2 separate regions of the Homo sapiens genome follow, and region 2 is linked to region 1. The links are chromatin contacts, found by Hi-C or POLR2A ChIA-PET in ENCODE. All regions are on one chromosome and are shown on one strand. Each heading gives the region's core, a stretch centred on a gene start or an enhancer-like site at or near the end of the contact. The rest is flanking DNA. Distances are from core to core; before and after follow the strand shown.

Evidence for each region. A loop is a pair of places that touch in the nucleus more often than their neighbours do. ChIA-PET counts read pairs that join two places held with the same protein, here RNA polymerase II (POLR2A). Pooled maps may share reads with other maps.
Region 2: a loop to region 1 is called in a pooled map, with 2.0 times the contacts of the local background. The contact joins the promoter of ARL1 here to the promoter of HCFC2 in region 1. A Hi-C loop is called at or near these places in 1 of 50 pooled maps. POLR2A ChIA-PET finds 5 or more read pairs at or near these places in 2 of 52 experiments (activated CD4-positive, alpha-beta T cell and activated naive CD4-positive, alpha-beta T cell).

The regions. Positions count from the first base shown.
Region 1 is chr12:104,062,302-104,065,932 of GRCh38, reverse strand. It overlaps HCFC2 (host cell factor C2), which reads right to left and starts at 1,402. Exons shown (of 15, transcript NM_013320.3): 1 at 1,210-1,402. The coding sequence starts at 1,372. It also overlaps a transcript of GLT8D2 not described here. RefSeq lists silencers at 1,026-1,165, 1,386-1,555, 1,537-1,706, 1,716-1,875, a cis regulatory region at 3,283 and an enhancer at 3,199-3,368.
Region 2 is chr12:101,406,128-101,409,617 of GRCh38, reverse strand. It overlaps ARL1 (ARF like GTPase 1), which reads left to right and starts at 1,846. Exons shown (of 6, transcript NM_001177.6): 1 at 1,846-1,976. The coding sequence starts at 1,973. RefSeq lists enhancers at 2,184-2,233, 2,314-2,363.

The sequences.
Region 1 (3,631 bases), core at 153-2,652:
TACAGGGCAGCTTCCCCCAACCTCAACAAAGAATTACCTGGCCCAAAAGGTCGAGAGTGCTGCTGTTGAAAAACCCTGATCTGTATCATTTAATTCTTACAAAACGCCCTGCTGGGTGAGTATAAAAATCTCTATTTTACAACTGAAAATTGTGAGGCTTAAAAAGGTTTGGTAACTTTAGCGCTGATCCTGGGCAACCGGCAGAGCAAGATTCAAATCAGGTCTAATTTGTTCCAAAGCCAGGGATTTTACACTAAGACCAAAGTGTCAGTAACTTTTTACCTTCATATGCTGGGGCGCTGGGAGGAGGAGAGGGTGAAAAAAATAAAACTTCTCAGACTCCACTATTTTGTTAACCTTCAAATTATTCCTGTGATTAAGTTGTTTGATCAAAGAAAAGTTATCGGTCATGAAGTAGACCCAAAATTCCATCACTGTCTTTACACCAAACAGATTTCTTGTGACAGCCTGAGCATTTACAAGGGGAAAAAAAAATTAAATCCAGTTTCCTTTCTATTCCACAGAGGTCCTCAAAGATAGGGGCTCCCTGCCCAGGGGCACTTGTGATCTGCAGTGGTGCTCAAGTTATGACAGTCCTCTTTCCGAGGGCCAGTCCAGAAGGGCGTCCACACCGAGTATGCAGACACAAGGCCGCCTCACCACGTCCCCGCCGCTTTAGAGCGCGGCTCACGGAGGGGCTCTTGACCGTTACCTGCCAAACACCGGGTTGTATTTGAGGCGAGAGTGCCAGAAGGCCTCTCGTTTTCCCTCCTCACCCCCTAGATGGTCTTCCTCCTAAGGAAGGAAGGCAGGCAAAGACGGGAAAGGCCCTAAGGAACTTTGGTTTGGAGTGGGTTTTGTTTTTTGACAGAGGCGAGATTTCGGGGAGTGGCCCAGGCGGTTGGACATGGTCTTCTGTCGCCTGCGTCCGCCTGTCGGGCTGGGGTGGGGGCGTCCGGGATCCCCCGCCTGAAGGCCGGTGCGCCCCGCTCGGGGTCCGTTGCGCCCCAAGGGCCCCGGAGATCCTGAGCTGCGGTCCGGGACAGAGCTGCCGGACCCGGGCTGCCCGGCTGAGCCGCGCTCCCCGCCGCCCGCCCAAGGAAGCAGTGACCGGGCGGTGACAGCTGTCAGGGCCGCGGCCGCCGCCTCGCCTCCCCTCCCCCTCCGCAGCTCCAGCAGGCGGGGCCGACGAGCCGCCGCCGCGCCTACCCGTGTTGTAGACGTGCAGCTCATCCGCGATGCCCTCATTTCCCCCTCCAAAGATGATCATCAGCTCCCGGATGGCCACCGCTCGGTGTCCGTGCCGGGCGCGGGGGACCGGCCCCGTGAAGGAAGAAACTCGCCTCCAGTTGAGGAGGCTGGGAGCCGCCATCTTCCCAACCCCCGCCCCTCTGCCCACAATGCACCGCTCCCGCCTCAACCGGCTGCTCCCTGGGGAGGGCGGGGACCCGCCTCCAGCTGTGCTGGGGTCACGTGGCCGCGGGCGCCGGCGGCCAGGCTGGAGGCCCGCGGGCAGTGGAGAGACGCTGGGGAAGGGGGGTCCTGACAGGGGAGCCCCGCCCCCACCCCAGGCGACTTGGCCAGCGGCCACCCGGAGCAACGCACCTTAGGGTGGAAGGACGCTTCCCACTGACCACGTCTCCCATCCCCACCCAGAGCCTCCCGTTCGGTATTTTGGGAAGAAGCCACAGCATCTTCCTTTACGTCCACTTTAATTGAGCATCTAGGATGTGTGGGCGAGGCAGTCTCACAAGCAACGTGAGAGAAGCTCGGGTAGAGGTTCGAAGAGCTGGGAGCGCAGGGCGGGGACCTCGCACGGGAGGGTGCGGGCGGGAGCCTGCCTCGCGAGCCCGGGCCACGGCGGCTGCTCCCGACCGTGACTGGGACCCGGGCAGGGAAGGTCGCTACAAAGCCTGCCGGGCGAACCGAAGGCAGCTTTGTGCGGAGCCATGCCAGGAAGCTTGGGAACCGTGAGCCACAAGAGGTATTTTTGGTTTGTTTGGCTTAAGCAGAGGAGAGATGGTTTTCTAGGTTTCTGTTTCATTGCTAGCTAACAAGTGAGGGCTGTCCACAGCCTGGCATGCCCTAAGTGCCTCATGTGTATTAACTCATGTAATCCATCCAGCAATCCAGTGTGGTGGCTCCTGTTATCTCCCTTTCATGGACGGGGAAATGAGGCACAGTGCAGTAAGGTAATTTTCTGATGGACACAAAGGAGAGGTGTTGAAAAAAAAGACTGGGGCCAGGATTCCAACACAGGGCTTCTGATTCCAGAACCCCCAAGCCCTTATATCATATACCATACTGCCTCTGATAGCAGTCATATCCAACCATTATACCATACTGCCTCTGGTAGCAGTCATACGCAACTCTTTATTTTTATTTATTTATTTTAGATAGGGTCTGGCTCTGTTGCCGGAATGCAGTGGCGCGATCAGAGCTCACTGCAAGCTCGAGCTCCTGGGCTCCAGTGATCCTCCTGCCTTGGCCTCCCAAAGTGCTGGAACTACAGGCATGAGCCACCGCACCCAGCCAATGCAACACTTAATAAGGCCTAGCTGCCCTGTGATTTGGTCCTACACATAATCACACAAGTCCATTAGGAATAAAACTGCACTGCATATGGGATTCATGCCAAATGAGTAGATTTTAGCCACTCTTGCCACAGAGACACAAAAAGGGTTGGTGGTAACTATATGAGATGATGGATATGTTAATATGCTTCACTATAGTAACCTTGTGACTGCCTGTTTCAGCTGTCCCCAACCTTTTTGGCACTAGGGACCGGTTTCATGGAAGACAATTTTTCCACGGACTTGGCAGGGGAGTGGGTGGTATGGACTTGGCAAGGGGATGGGGGCTATGGTTTTGGCATGAAACTGTTCCACCTCAGATCATCAGGCATAAGATTCTCATAGGGAGTACACAATTTAGATCCCTCCTATGGGCAGTTCACAGTAGGGTTCGAGCTCCTATGAGAATCTAATGCGCGGTTGATCTGACAGGAGGCAGAGCTCAGGAAGGTCATGGGGGTTCCGAACAGGCCGAGGACTGGTTGCTGGGGACTGGGGACCCCTGGTCTATATGATATCAACTTCATATTGTATATCTTAAATATCCACAATACAAGTTATTTTTTAAAATTTTAATTGAAAAAGGACTGGGCATGGTGACTCACACCTGTAATCCCAGCACTTTTGGAGGCTGAGACAGAAGGATCCACTGATCCCAGGAGTTTGAGACCAGCTCGGTCAAGATGGTGAGATCCCATCTCTATTTTTATTAAAGAGAGATAAATAAGAGATACAAGTCCAGTGGAAGAAAAAATTGAAAGCAATTTAAATCCCTACCTCAGATTCTCAAGAGGTACTCAAAGGAGAACACAGACACTGTATAGTAAATTTCCTAAAACTCTTTTTTCCTCTTATTTTACCATTTTCAATTTCTCTTATATGCCTCATTCACCCAACTCCCTTAAACCTCAGCATGCTTCTCCACCTTCTCATCTATCTAAGCTTTTTTTGAGAGATAACTCTCTATGTTTTAAAAAGGAATTCTCAGGACGGGTGCGGTGGCTCACACCTGTAATCCCAGCACTTTGAGAGGCCGAGGAGGGCAGATTACCTGAGGT
Region 2 (3,490 bases), core at 597-3,096, 2.7 Mb after region 1:
AAATGTGGTATATGTATGTATATTTATATATATAATGAATACTATGCAGCCTTTAAAAAGAAGAAAATCCTGTCATTTGTGACAACATGGGTGAATTTATGCTAAGGGAAATAAGCTAGGCACAGAAACACAAATACTTCATGATCCCACTTATATGTAGAGTCAAAAAAAGTGGAACTCATAGAATGAGAGCAGAATAATGGCGGGATCTTGGCTCACTGCAACCTCTGCCTCCCAGGCTCAAGTGATCCTCCCATCTCAGCCTCTCAAGTAGCTGGGACTACAAGTGCCACTGTGCCTGGCTAATTTTTTTATTTTTTTGTAGAGATGGGGTCTCACTATGTTGCCTAGGCTGGACTCCAACTCCTGGGCTCAAGGGATCTGCCCGCCTCGGCCTCCCAAAGAGCTGGGATTACAGGCCTGAGCCACGACACCTGGCCGACCTTAAATATTCTTAGCACAAAATAAACATATACACACAAGCACACACGACTATGTGAGGTGATGGGTATGTTATCATTTCACAACATATACAACTATGAAAACATCACATGGTACACTGTAAATATATACAATTTTTATTTAAAGCTAGAAAAATTCTTTTAAAATAAACTAAAAAGGCAGTCCATAAGCTTCTGTTGAATGGATGAAAATCTCTACCATAAATAAAAACATAATATGCAAAGGTATTAATAAGATTTGGAAGAAAACCTAAGAGAGTATTAACAGTAGTGACTACTGGGGATCACCGAGATACAGGGTATTAGGGATGGAAGGTTTACTTTTCTCTTTTTTTTTTTGAGACGGAGTGTCGCTCTGTCGCCCAGGCTGGAGTGCAGTGGCACGATCTCGACTCACTGCAACTTCTGCCTCCTGAGTTCAAGTGATTCTCCTGCCTCAGCCTCCTGAGTAGCTGGGACTACAGGCGCCCGCCACCACGCCTGGTGAATTTTCTGTATTTTTAGTAGAGACGGGGTTTCACCGTGTTAGCCACGATGGTCTCGATCTCCTGACCTCGTGATCCGCCCGCCTCGGCCTCCCAAAGTGCTGGGATTACAGGCGTGAGCCACCGCGCCCGGCCGGAAGGTTCACTTTTCAATGGATCTTTGGGAAGTTTCAAAACATACATGCTCAACCTTTAAAAATTTCTCTAGGGGAAATCCCTTCTCCACATCCTATAGGTGTGCTTCCTTCTTCCTCTCCACACACTTCACTATCAAAACCTACATTACTTCCAACAGTCGACCCTCGAGGGAATAAGTCCCTGGTCCCCACGATCGGGACCAGCCAGTCCACACTGCCGACCCCTGAAAGGCGGTCTCAGCTGCTCGGTCAGCGAGAAAAAAAGCCGGCGAGGTCCTCGTCCTGCAGGCCACAGCGAAGACAAAAACCTCTGGTTACTGGCCTCAGGTGCAAGGCTGCTCCGCATTGGCAGCGCGGTACCATTCCTATTATTATTACGTAGTCTTGTTTCTTTCTGGGAGAAAGCACCTAGGGAGAGTTGGGCTGGCCCCGCAGGGCGCTCCGGGACACGCGTCCTCTGCAACGCCGCAGCCTGCGCCAGCGTTCGACCGGGACGACTCATCGAGGCCCGACTCGCATTTTCAGTTGTCAGATTCGCCACTTTTTGGTGTCAGAATTTAAAACAAAAATTCCAATTTCTCTATTTCAGAAGCTCTTTCTGTCCAGAAAAACACAAGCAGGAGAGACTTCAGGTTTTTGAATTATTCGTCTCTTCTGGCCTCCACGGTATCTACATCCAGTGAGCGGGGACCGTGAGTCGAAAGCGACGACGCGGATGCTCAGGCCACCGTTCCCGGCGCGCAGTCGCAGCTGACCCTCGCTCCCGCCCCCGCCTGGAGTCCGACGTGGAAGTTGCTGGCTGACTGGGCTTGCGAGGAAACCGCCTCGGAGCTGCAGCCGAAGGCCAAGGAATCACTGAAGATCGGCGAGGGAGGACAGGGGGTTCATCATGGGTGAGGGGTTCGAGAAGGGCACCTGGGCGCGCTCGAGGGAGCCGCGGCCGAGGGCTGGGGTGCAGAGGAGGAGAGGGGCCGGCCAGGATACCCTAGAGTAGCCAGCTCCTCAGGGGGCGGGTCGCGGAGGACTTGACTCACTTTGGATCTTCATCTGTAGGGGTGGATCCGGCCTCTCGCGTTCTCCTCCGTCCTCTCTCGGTTCCCCTTGATTCCTGCGGGGTCCAGGGACCCGGACAGCTTGGGGACGTCCGCAGAGCCTGGGTTCGAGTTCTTTACCCTTATCATGAAGTTTTCCCTCATCCCCAGCTCCACTTGCTGGGCAGAGTTGTTCTTGCGGAGGCTGGCAACGCGTCAGTCGCAGGTTCGCCGAGGTTTCTTGGTGAAAGATGAGCTGCGGCCCCAGAGTGGAAGCTTAATCATTCTCTTTACCAGGGGCGCTGGGACGGCGTCAGTTTGAAAAACCTGAGAGCAGGTGTTGCTTATGTTGTTTTATGGCCAGTTTGGCATTTGTCTGCTAATCTGCTGTAGCGTTTCATGTAATAATACGGGTATTTCTAGTCGGCAAATGAAACTTTATTCTTGGTTCTTGGCCCGCTGATTGAGGGAACTGCATTCTCACAAGCATCAGGTAACACCCTCGCCCCGCTAGAACCCAAGTGAGGGTGCACATTCTTTAACTCGTTTCTCACCCTCCAAATGAAGGTGCAGATTCTTTGGCTTGGTTAAATCCCTCCACAGTTTTCTGGGGAGCATACTTCTTGCTCCCAAGCATCACAGGCGCTGTCCTGTCTTCCATAACCGCCTTCAGTTTTGTTCCGCCTCTCTTCTACCTGTAAATGGTAGAAAGGACTTTGTCAAGTCACACCTATTCTGTTGAACTTTCCCAAGGTTCTCTAGCCCATGGTGTTGTTCATTTTTCAACTCGCAGCTCTTAGTTATGCCATGTCTTTGCCAAATAACAGTGTGGCATCACTTCTGATGTTAACTATTTTTTTTTGTATTAATGTAACTTGTTTTTAATCTTCTCTAATGGCTCTGGATGGGAAAAGGACTGTGCTTTTTATCCTACACAATACTTGGTGTACAGGAAGCTTTCTGGGAATATTTTGTGATGCATTGGATAGAGCTTTATTATTTTTAAAAGTGGGTTTTTTGTCAAAAATAGTTATTGTTTTCAGCTTTTTTCTCAATTTCTTGTACTAGCTATATTGCTTCGTGGAGAACTCTGATTGAAGTTGGTTATAGTGGTACTGCTGCTGTACAGTACTTTTCCTGTGCGAGGATTACATTGTCCCACTATCCTCCTTACTGGCCCCTTGGTTTTTAGGGGTAGTGAGGGGATCATGCTAAAATATTCCTATTCTGCTGATTAGAAAATGAGATTCCCAAAGGCCGCGGCCATATTTCTCTTATTATTTGGTTTATCTTCTGTGCCTGCATGACACAATAGTAACATAACTAAGGACATAGTAACATAACTAATTACTTGTTTGATATTGAATAATATATTT